Linked DNA regions of Homo sapiens: all the other regions are linked to region 2. Evidence: read pairs that join two places in POLR2A ChIA-PET (ENCODE). Cell type or tissue: PC-9. All regions are shown on one strand.

Region 1 (4,000 bases), 290 kb after region 2:
ACTTGGCTGCAGCTGGAGACAGAGATCGAGGCTCTCAAGGAGGAGCTGGTCTTCATGAAGAAGAACCACAAAGATTAAGTAAAAGGTCTACAAGCTCAGACTGCCAGCTCTGGGTTGACCGTGGAGGTAGATGACCCCAAATCTCAGGACCTTGCCAGGATCATAGCAGACATCCAGGCCCAATATGATGAGCTGGCTTGAAAGAACTGAGGGGACCTAGACAAGTACTGGTCTCAGCAGATTGAGGAGAGACCACAGTGGTCACCACGCAGACCGCCAAGGTTGGAGCTGCTGAGATGCTGCTCACGGAGCTGAGACATACAGTCCAGTCCTTGGAGATCGACCTGGACTCCATGAGAAATCTGAAGGCCAGCTTGGAGAACAGCCTGAGGGAGATGGAGGCCCGGTACACCCTGCAGATGGAGCAGCTCAACGGGATCCTGCTGCACCTGGAGTCAGAGCTGGCACAGACCCGGGCAGAGGGACAGTGCCAGGCCCAGGAGTAGGAGGCCCTGCTGAATATCAAGGTCAAGCTAGAGGCTGAGATTGCCACCTACCTGCCTGCTGGAAGACGGCAAGGACTTCAATCTTGGTGATGCCCTGGACAACTCCATGCAAACCATCCAAAAGACCACCACCCGCAGGATAGTGGATGGCAAAGTGGTGTCTGAGACCAATGACACCAAAGTTCTGAGACGTTAAGCCAGAAGAAGCAGGGTACCCTTTGGGGAGCAGGAGGCCAATAATAAGCTCAGAGATAAAATAAATAAATATTTTTAAGATTTTTGGTTTTTTTGAGATGGAATCTTGCTCTGTTACCCAGGCTGGAGTGCAGTGGGGCGATCTCGGCTCACTGCAACCTCCACCTCCCGGGTTCAAGCAATTCTCCTACCTCACATTCTGGAGCAGCTGGGACTACAGGCACACTCCACCACGCCCAGCAAATTTTTGTATTTTTTTTTTTTTTGAGACGGAGTCTCGCTCTGTCGCCCAGGCTGGAGTGCAGTGGCGCAATCTCAGCTCACTGCAAGCTCCGCATCCCGGGTTCAGGCCATTCTCCTGCCTCAGCCTCCCGAGTAGCTGGGACTACAGGCGCCTGCAACCACACCCGGCTAATTTTTTGTATTTTTAGTAGAGAAGGGGTTTCACTGTGTTAGCCAGGACGGTCTCGATCTCCTGACCTCGTGATCCACCCGCCTCGACCTCCCAAAGTGCTGGGATTACAGGCATGAGCCACTGCGCCTCGCCAAATTTTTGTATTTTTAATAGAGATGGGGGTTTCACCATATTGGCCAGCCTGGTCTGGAACTCACCACCTTGGCCTCCCAAAGTGTTGGGATTACAGGCATGAGCTACAGTGCCCAGCCGATTTTTGATATGTTTTATTCAAACATTCATTCATTCGGCTACTTAAATATTCATTTAAAAATTCTGCATGCTTTCCCTGACTGGCCAACATGGCGAAACCCCATCTCTGCTAAAAATACAAAAATTGCCAGGCACGGTGGCTCATGCCTGCAATCCCAGCACTTTGGGAGGCTGAGGAGGGCAGATCACCTGAGGTCAAGAGTTCGAGACCAGCCTGGTCAATGTGATGAAACCTTGTCTCTACTAAAAATACAAAAATTAGCTTGGCATGGTGGTGGGCTCCTGTAGTCCCAGCTACTCAGGAGGCTGAGGCAGGAGAATCGCTTGAACTCGTGAGGCGGAAGTTGCAGTGAGCAGAGATTGTGCCACTGCACTCCAGCCTGGGAGACACAGCCAGACTCTGTCTCAAACAAAACAAAACAAAACAAAACAAAACAAAACAAAGCAAAACAAAACATCACAAAAATTAGCAGGGCGTGGCGGCACATGCCTGTAATTCCAGCTACTTGGGAGGCTGAGTCATTAGAATCAGTTGAACCTGGGAGTTAGAGGTTACAGTGAGCCAGAATTGCACCATTGCACTCCAGCCTGGGCAAAAGAGTAAAACTCCATCTCAGAAAAAAAAAATATTCTGCATTCTTTCTACAAATATTTATTAGACGTTTATCATGTGCCAAGCACTACGCCAGAGTTTTGAAATACAACAGTGAGGCCAGATGCGGTGGCTCATGCCTGTAATCCCAGCACTTTGGGAGGCTGAGGCAGGAGGATCACCTGAGGTCAGGAGTTCAAGACCAGCCTGGCCAACATCGTGAAACCCCATCTCTACTAAAAACAAAAAAACTAGCCAGGCGTGGTGGTACAGGCCTGTAATCCCAGTTACTTGGGAGCCTGAGGCAGAAGAATCGCTTGAACCCCGGAGGCAGAGGTTGCAGTGAGCTGGGATCGCGCCATTGCACTCCAGCCTGGGTGACAAGAGTGAAACTCCATCTCAAAAAAAAAAAAAAAAAGAAAAAAGAAAAAAGAAAAAATCTGCATTGTTTCTACAAACATTTATTAGAAATTTATCATGTGCCATGCACTGTGCCAGAGTTTTAAAATAGTGAGGCCGGGTGTGGTGGCTCATGCCTGTAATCCCAGCACTTTAGGAGGCCAAGGCAGGAGAATCACTTAAGCCCAGGAGTTTGAGACCAGCCTGGGCAAAGTGGTAAAACCCTGGCTCTACTAAAAATACAAAAATTAGCAGGTCATGGTGGCGTGCACCTATGGTCCCTTGGGAGGCTACTTGGGAGGCTGAGGTGAGAGGATCTCTTGAACCTGGGAGTGGGAGGTTACAGTGAGCTGAGATCATGCCACTGCACTCCAGCCCGGGTAACACAGTGAGACTCCGTCTCAAAATAATAATAATAATGTAAATAAAATATTTAATTTATAATTGCAATTGGTCTATGAAGGAAAAGTAAGGGGGAATATAACTTCTGATTTATATATGATTAGTGAAGGTAATATTAAGGAAATGACATTTACACTGAAGCTTGATGAATGACTAGATGTTGGCTATGCAAAGAGGGAAGAAACAACATTCCAGGCAGAGGAAGTGGCATATGTAAAGGCCCAAACATGATGTGAGGGAACTTGGCAAGTTATCTAAAATAGATTTACATTATAAGATATGTATGTTATATGGCCATGTATATACTGAGGTAAAACAAGAATGAATGTGGAGGAATTAATTAAGTTTATTATAGTGGTTTGTGAAGAAGATGAAGTAGGAAGGAGATGACTGACAGCTTGAAGTAGAGAGGTGTCAGTAGAGATAATGAGAAGTGGATAGATTTATTTAGAAAGTAGGGCTGGGCGCAGTGGCTCACACCTGTAATACCTGCACTTTAGGAGGCCAAAGTGAGTGGATCACTTAAGATCAGGGGTTTGAGACCAGCCTCAGCAACATGGTGAAACCCCGTCTCTACTAAAAATATAAAAATTAGCCGGCCGTGATGGTGCCTCCCTGTACCAGCTGCTGAGGTGGGAGGATCGCCTGAGCCCAGGAGGTGGAGGTTGCAGTGAGCCAAGATTGCAACACTGCACTCTAGCCTGGGCGACAGAGCGAGACTCCATCTCACACAAAGAAAACAAAAAAAAAAAAAAAGGAAAAAATGGATCTAGGGCCAGGTGAGGTGGCTCATCCCTGTAATCTCGACATTTTGGGAGGCTGAGGTGGGAGGAATAGGTTGAGCTCAGAGTTCAAGCCAGCCTGGACAATGTAGTGAGACCATGTCTCTACCAGAAAAAAAAAATGCCAGGCTCGATGGCGCGTGCCGGTGGTCCCAACTACCGGGAGGCTGAGGTGGGAGGATCCCTTGAGCCCAGGACACTGCAGTGAGCAGTGTTTGTACCACTGCACTCCAGCCTAGGTGAGAGTGAGACCCTGTCTGAATAATAATAATAATAATGATAATGATAATAATAATGGGCCGGGTGTGGTGGCTCACGCCTGTAATCCCAGCACTTTGTGAGGTCGAGAAGGGTGTATCTCCTGAGGTCAGGAGTTTGAGACCAGCCTGGCCAACATGGTGAAACCCCATCTCTACTAAAAATACAAAAATTAGCTGGGTGTGGTTGTGGGCACCTG
Region 2 (4,000 bases):
CACCCAGGCAGGAGTGCCAGTGGTAAGATCACGGCTCTCTGCAGCCTGGGATTCCTGGGCTCAGGTGATTTTCCCACTTCAGCCTCCCGCATTGCTGGGACTATGGCCATGCACCACCACACCCACACCTACCTAATTTTTTTGTAGAGACAGGGTTTCACCATGTTGTCTGGACTGATCTTTTTTTTTTTTTTCCATAAGGATAGAGATGGGCTGGTCTTGAACTCCTGGGTTCAAATGATCAGCCCATCTCCACCACCCAAAGAGCTGGGATTACAGGTGTGAGCCACTGTGCCTGGCCTAATCTTAGGATTGAAGTATATAAATTCTAAAAGTTGAGTAAGTGTATAATAAAAACTGAGTGATAAAGTATTGTGTCATGGTGTAAATGGCAGTGTTTTTTTCTTACTGGCATACATTGAGATGTCCTCTAACTGAAATCTTAGAAGTGAGCCGGGTGCAGTGGCTCACGCCTGTAATCCCAGCACTTTGGGAGGCTGAGGCAGGCAGATCATAAGGTCAGGAGTTCGAGACCAGCCTGGCCAATGTGGTGAAACCCTGTGTCTACTAAAAAATATGTAAGAAATTAGCCAGGCGTGGTGCTGTGCGCCTGTAGTCCCAGCTACTCAGGAGGTTGAGACAGAAGAATCGCTTCAACCCGGGTGGTGGAGGTTGCAGTGAGCCGAGATTGCCCCACTGCATTTCAGCCTGGGCGACAGAGCAAGACACCATCTCAAAAAAAAAAATAAGTAAAAGAAAAGCTCTGTCTTGACTCTTGAATCAGTTTTAAAACCTGGCTTCACTGATTATTAGCTTTGTGACTTTGTTGCCTCAGCTTCCTTATTGGTAAGCACGTAAGTTTGTTTTAAGATTGAGTTATTACATGTACATCAGTTAAAATATTGCCTGTAAATTATATATAGATATTGAGCTGGGAGTGGTGGTTTACGCCTCTAATCCCAACAGTTTGGGAGACTGAGGCGGGAGAATTGCCTTAGCTCAGAGGTTTGAGGCAGCGGTGAGCTATGATTGTACCACTGTACCTCCTGTCTGGATGATAAAGCGATGTATTAGGTATTATTGTTGATCGTTCAGCAACATTACCCACTGTTTCCTTGAAATATTATTCCTGTAGTGTCAGTGATATCAGACTATCCAAATATCTTTTTCTTCCTTTCTTCTTTCCTTTCTTTCCTTTTCCCTTTCCCTCCCCTTCCTCCTGCCTTTCCTTTTTTCCTTTTTTCTTTTTTTTCTTTTGAGACAGAGTCTCGCTCTGTCCCCCAGGTGGGGAGTGCAGTTGTGCGATCTCGGCTCACTGCAAGCTCCGCCTCCTGGGTTCACGCCATTCTCCTGCCTCAGCCTCCGGAGTAGCTGGGACTATAGGCGCCCGCCACCACGCCCGGCTAGTAGGTTTTTTTTGTTTTTTTTGTTTTTTTTTTTTTGTATTTTTAGTAGAGACGGGGTTTCACTGTGTTAGCCAGGATGGTCTCCATCTTTTGACCTCGTGATCCACCCGCCTCGGCCTCCCAAAGTGCTGGGATTACAGGCGTGAGCCACCGCGCACAGCCCCCCACCTTTTTTTTTTTTTTTTAAGGAGTCTTACTTTGTCGCCCAAGCTGGAGTACTGTGCTTCTGTCTCGGCTTACTGCTCCCTCCGTGTCTTGGATTCAAGCAGTTCTCCTGCCTCAGCCTCCAGAGTAGCTGGGATTACAGGCACGCACCACCATGCCCCCAGCTAATTTTTGTATTTTTAGTAGAGGCGGGGTTTCACCATGTTGGCCAGGCTAGTCTCGAACTCTTGACCTTAGATGATCCGCCCACCTTGACCTCTCAAAGTGTTGGTATTACAGGCGTGAGCCATGGCGCCCGGTCTTTCCTATCTTTCTGACTGTATCTTCAGATCACTCCTGAACCCGAGACCTGAATTTTTCATTTACCTACTTGGTTCTTTGGATTTTCACAGATACCTTGTATCCAACATGTCTCAAACTGATTTTTCCCCTCTCCCTCAAACCCTGACTTCTCAATTCTTTGTTTCCTTATCTTTATTATACTGTCATCCACCCAGCAAAAAATCCCCTCTTCTAAGATCATAGCTTTTAGTTAGTAACTAAGTCCTTTAGATTTTACTTCCTGTCTGCCTTAATTCATCTTCTTTTCATTGCACTGGACTTTATTGGCATCTCTCACTGGTTTCCTAAGTATTCTCTCTAATCCCCCTCCAGCCATTTCCCCCTACTCCAGCCAGGTGATCTCTAAGAGACCCAGATCTGATTGTTACAACACTTCAAATTTTTATTATTCTTCATGACCCTGAATAATCTGGCTTTTGACTGCTTCTCCTGCCTCATTTCATCATTTTCATTCTTTGTATTGTAGTCACATTGGCGGCATTTCAATTCCTAAACCTGTCAAGTCCTCGTTTGCCTCCATTTTGCACAGCGTGTACGCTCTGCCTTAAGTGCTGGCTTTTCCTAAAGTTAAGTCTTTTAAAACTAATTTCCTCAAGGAAGCTTCCTCTTACTTTCTAGATTTTCTGTCTGCTAAATGTTCTTCATAGTATCCTGTACTTCATTTAAAAATTATATAATTAGTTCTTCAGTACCTTAGAATGAAATAACTATTGATACAGGTTAGAGAAAATTTCTAGTTGATCATTATACTACCAATATCTGTTATAATGCCTTGCAAATAGCAAGTACTTAGTAAATATTCATGGAATTGATAAATTCAGACTTGAATTACTCTTCATTGTAGATTGAGTAAAGTTTGACAGAAGTCCAGAACTTAACTTTTTTTTTTAAGAGATGGAGTCTCACTCTGTCACACAGGCTGGTGTGTAGTGGCACAGTCATAGCTTACTGCACCCTTGACCTCTTGGGCTCAAGTGATTCTCCCACTTCAACTTCCTGAATAGCTGGGATTACAGACACACGTTTTTTGTTTTTTTTGTTTTTTTTCCACGCTGTAGAGATGGGAGTTTCACTATATGGCCCAGGCGGGTCTTAAGCTCCTGGGCTCAAGTGATCCTCCCTCCTTTGCCCCACAAAGTGTTGGGATTACAGGTGTGATTTAAAAAATGCTAGCTGCAGCCTGGTGTGGTGGCTTAGCCTGTAATCCCAGCACTTTGGGAGGCTGAGGCTGGTAGATCTTGAGGTCAGGAGTTCAAGACCAGCCTGGCCAACATGGTGAAACCCCATCTCTACCAAAAATTCAGCAATTAGCCGGGCATGGTGGTGGGCGCCTATAATTGCAGCTACTCAGGAGGCTAAGGCAGAAGGATCGCTTGAACCCCCAAGAGGTGGAGTTTGCAGTGAGCTGAGATTGCGCCACTGCACTCCAGCCTGGGCAACAGAGTGAGACTCCGTCTCAAAAAATAATAATAATAATAATTGCTAGCTGCTATAGCTTCTTTTTTTTTTTTTTTTTTTGAGACAGAGTCTCACTCTGTTGTCCGGTGGAGTGCAGTGGCGTGATCTCTGCTCACTGCAACCTCCGCCTCTCGGGTTCAAGCAGTTCTCCTGCCTTAGAATTTCAAGTAGCTGGGATTTACAGGAGTGTGCCACTATGTCCAGTCTCTTGTACTATTTTTATCTTTTATTTTCAAGACAGAGTCTTGCTTTGTCGCCCAGGCTAGAGTGCAGTGGCACGATCTCAACTCACTGCAACCTCTGCCTCCCGGGTTCAAGCGATTCTCCTGCCTCAGCTGGTCTCGAACTCCTGACGTCAGGTGATCCGCCTGCCTCAGCCTCCCAAAGTGCTGGGATTACAGGCATGAGCCACGGCGCCCGGCCATCTTGTACTCTTTTCAATGTGGATATCAGAAAATTTTAAATTTACATAGTGGCTTACATTATATTGTATTGGATACTGCTCGTCTAGAACTTGTTTTTAGTAAGGATCATACATGTGTCTCCATGGCCTCAGTTTTTCATTATTCTCCCAATCCCTTTGTTTTCATGTCACTTCTGCTTTGGGACTGTTATGTGCCATAAGCTTC
Region 3 (4,000 bases), 170 kb after region 2:
AGAAATACATACCCTCCCCCTGCCCACACACACAAAGAATTATCCATCACTCAATGGTGGAGACAGATTTTGAGAAATGTGTTGTTGGCCAGGCACGGTGGCTCACACCTGTAATCCCAGCACTTTGGGAGGCCGAGGCGGGCGGATCACGAGGTCAGGAGATCGAGATCATCCTGGCTAACATGGTGAAACCGCGTCTCTACTAAAAATACAAAAAATTAGCCGGGCGAGGTGGCAGGAGCCTGTAGTCCCAGCTACTCGGGAGGCTGAGGCAAGAGAACGCAGTGAGCCAAGATCGCGCCACTGCACTCCAGCTTGGGCGACAGTGAGACTCCGTCTCAAAAAAAAAAAAAAAAAAAAAAAGAGAAATGTGTTGTTAAGGCAATTTCATCATGTGAACATTAGAGTGCACGCACACAAACCTAAATGGTATAGCGTACTACTTCTATGCTACAAAATTGTACAGCATGTTACTATGCTAAATACTGTAGGGAACTGTAACACAGTGGTATTTGTGTATTTGAACATTATCTAAACACAGGGTAAAAATATAAAAGATAAAAACACAATATAAACCATATAATAAAAATGCCATATAAAAGATAAAAAACAGTACACCTACATATAGAGCACTTACCATAAATGAAGCTTACAGGACTGCAAGTTGATCTGGGTAAGTCAGTGAGTAAGTGGTGAGTGAATGTGAAGAAACAGGACATTACAGTACACTACTGTAGACTTTATAAACACTGTACACTTAGGCAGCACGATATTTAAACACTTTTTCTTTCTTCAATGATAAATTATCCTTAGCTTTTTGTAATATTTTTACTTGATGAACTTCAAGGGTTTGTTTTTGTTTGATTGTTTGTTTTTGAGACAGAGTCTCGCTCTGTCGCCCAGGCTGGAGTGCAGTGGCATGATCTCAGCTCATTACAAGCTCCGCCTCCCAGGTTCACACCATTCTCCTGCCTCAGCCTCCAGAGTAGCTGGGACTACAGGCGCCCGCCACCATGCTCAGCTAATTTTTTTTTTTTTGTATTTTTAGTAGAGACGGGGTCTCACCGTGTTAGCCAGGATGGTCTCGATCTCCCGACCTCATGATCTGCCAACCTCGGCCTCCCAAAGTGCTGGGATTACAGGTGTGAGCCACCACACCTGGCCCGGTTTTTTTTTTTTTTAGCTTTTAAAAAAATTTTTGGAGACAGGATCTTGTTCTGTCACCCAGGCTGGAATGCAGTGGTGTGACCATAGCTCACTGTAGGCTTAAAATCCTGGGCTCAAGTGATCCTCCCATCTTGGCCTCTGGAGTAGTCAGGACTACAGGTGTGCGCCACCATGTGCAGCTAGTTTTCTTTAATGTTTTGTAGAGGCGGGGGTTTTGATATATTGCCCAGGTTGGTCTCAAATTCCTGGCTTCAAGTGATCCTCCTGCCTAGGCCTCCCAAAGTGCTGAGATTACAGGTGTGAGCCAATGTACTGATCTTTTTTTTTTTTTTTTTTAGCTTTTTGACTCTTTTGTAGTAACACTTAGCTTAAAACACATTTTGTGTACAGCTGTACACAAAATGGTTTCTTTCCTTATATCCTTATTCTACTAGCTTCTTCCTATTAAAAATTTTTTTGGCTGCATGTGGTGGCTCACACCTGTAATCCCAATATTTTGTGGGGCTGAGGCAGGTAGGTTTCTTCAGCTCAGGAGTTCCAGACCAGCTTGGACAACATGGAGAAACCCTGTCTCTACAAAAAATAAAAAATTAGCTGGGCATGGTGGCATGTGCCTATAGTCCCAGCTACTCAGGAGATTGAAGGGAGAGGATCACGTGAACCCAGGAGGCTGAGGATGCAGTGGGCCATGATAACATCACTGAACTCCAGTCTGGGTGACAGAGCAAAACCCTGTTTAAAAAAAAAAAAAGAAAGTTTTAAAACTTTTTTTTGTGCAAAACTAAGATACAACCACATACAATAGCCTAGGCCTACGCCAGGTCAGGATCACCAAGATGTCACTAGGTGATAGGAATCCTTCAGTTCCGTTATAATCTTTTTTTTTTTTTAATGCTTTAAGTTATGGGATACATGTGCACAATGTGCAGGTTTGTTACACAGGTATACATGTGTCATGGTAGTTTGCTACACCCATCACCCTGAGTTCTGTTATAATATTATGGGACTCCCAAAATACATGTGGTCTTATCTTTGGCCAAAATGTTGTCATGCAGTATACCATTTTAGATACATCAAGAATCTTTTGCCTGGGTGTGTGGCTCATGCCTGTAACCCCAGCACTTTGGGAGGCCGAGGTGGGTGGATCACCTGAGGTAAGGAGTTCAAGATCAGCCTGGCCAACATGGTGAAAACCTACCTCTACTAATAATACAAAAAATTAGCCAGATGTGATGGCTCATGCCTGTAATCTCAGCTACTCGGAAGGCTGAGGCACAAGAATCGTCTGAACCCAGGAGGTGGAGGTTGCAGTGAGGTGAGATAATCACTTGAAGGAGTTTGAGACCACCCTGGGCAACACAGAGACAAAAATTTTTATTTTTTCCTTTTCTTGAGACAGTCTCATTCTGTCACTCAGGCTGGTGTGCAGTGGCATGATCTCGGCTCACTACAACCTCCACCTCCCGAGTTCAAGCAATTCTCCTGTCTCAGCCTCTTGAGTAGCTCAGATTACAGGCATGTACCACCACACCTGGCAAATTTCTGTATTTTTAGTAGAGATGGGGTTTCACCAAGTTGGCTAGGCTGGTCTCGAACTCCCAACCTCAGGTGATCCACACGCCTTGGACTCCCAAGGTGCTGGGATTACAGGTGTGAGCCAATGTGCATGGCCTCCAAAAAATTTAAAAACTTAGCTGGGTGTGGATGCGTGTGCCAATAGTTCTAGCTATTCAGAAGGCTGGGGTATAGGATCACATGAGCACAGGACTTTAACGCTGTAGTGAACTATGATTGTGCCACTGAACTCCAGCCTGGGTGACAAAAGCAAGACTATCTCAGGAAAAAAAAAAAAAAAGCTGAATAAATGAATGCATAAGTTTTCCCTCCTGATAGCTTTAAGAATATTGGTTTTAAATGAGTTCAAGAGAAGAATGAAGACAAAAGTCTAGATAGGAATTTACTTTATCTGTAAATGAAACCAGATATATGGCAATGTTACTACTACTAATTTATTGACGATTATTTCCATTCTAATACATGAAAGAAGAAAATGCACATGTACACAAGCATTCAGAAAATACTTATCATTACTCAATGAATGTCTACTAAGTTCAAAGTACTTTATCTTGTAAAATTCCTAAGACCAATCTCCCTGGCTTAGTTCTTTAGTTATTTTCCTGGAATGTGGCTGAGAGTGAATGGTAAATAGAGAATTAACTTGACAATAGATATACTCCAAAGTAATTCAGAGCTCACAATATTGTTACATTTACACAAATCACTGTATGTAAAACAGGCTTTAATAAAATACATATTTCTGTAAGTAAAGCTAGAGAAAAAGTGTGAAGTATGATTTACTAACCACACAAATATCTGCTTGTTTGCAAGAACAGGTTGGGCTAATTAATAACTCCAACTGAGACCGAAGTTTCTCATCATCGCCGAGAACCTGGTTAAATTTCTTCACAAAATCTTGTGCTTTCCCGGGGTCAGGCAAATTCTCTATAAAATTAAAAGAGAATCAATATTAGAGAAGGAAAAAAAAAAAACTATTCTACTAAGCTAAAAACAGGTGCCATCAAAATATTGCGGAGCCACTAAAAGAAAATCAGCCTAGCTGGTTCTTAGAAACAAAATTAAGATAAAGATTATTTTCTTTTACTTAACATTAAATCAGTAGTCCCACTGGGTAAATACTTTGTCTGCATTTACGTTTACTACATGTTTAGTGAGTAAATAAACATACTCACTTGCTATGGTCATCAGTTTTCCAAACATGGCAGAACAGTTAGCCTCTGACTGAAATTTAAAACAGAAACAAAAGAACAACTAG

The links. ChIA-PET counts read pairs that join two places held together with the same protein. Peaks named below come from ENCODE experiments on the same cell type or tissue, not always from the same donor. Only the 100,000 strongest peaks of a DNase experiment are listed, where the experiment ranks them.
Region 1: POLR2A ChIA-PET joins it to region 2 with 7 read pairs; 3 of 35 experiments call an interaction of 5 or more read pairs at or near these places.
Region 3: POLR2A ChIA-PET joins it to region 2 with 9 read pairs; 7 of 35 experiments call an interaction of 5 or more read pairs at or near these places.

The regions. Positions count from the first base shown.
Region 1 is chr4:40,020,822-40,024,821 of GRCh38, forward strand. It overlaps the pseudogene KRT18P25. Among named protein-coding and RNA genes, the nearest start is that of N4BP2, 34 kb to the right of the region's middle. In PC-9, no CTCF peak of the experiment used is centred here; a DNase peak (open chromatin) is centred at 1,910; H3K27ac peaks cover 990 bases.
Region 2 is chr4:39,727,399-39,731,398 of GRCh38, forward strand. The region is part of intron 1 of UBE2K (ubiquitin conjugating enzyme E2 K); the gene reads left to right. Among named protein-coding and RNA genes, the nearest start is that of UBE2K, 31 kb to the left of the region's middle. In PC-9, no CTCF peak of the experiment used is centred here; no DNase peak of the experiment used is centred here; H3K27ac peaks cover 1,084 bases.
Region 3 is chr4:39,894,860-39,898,859 of GRCh38, forward strand. It overlaps PDS5A (PDS5 cohesin associated factor A), which reads right to left. Exons shown (of 33, transcript NM_001100399.2): 15 at 3,918-3,966; 16 at 3,530-3,669. Among named protein-coding and RNA genes, the nearest start is that of PDS5A, 81 kb to the right of the region's middle. In PC-9, no CTCF peak of the experiment used is centred here; no DNase peak of the experiment used is centred here.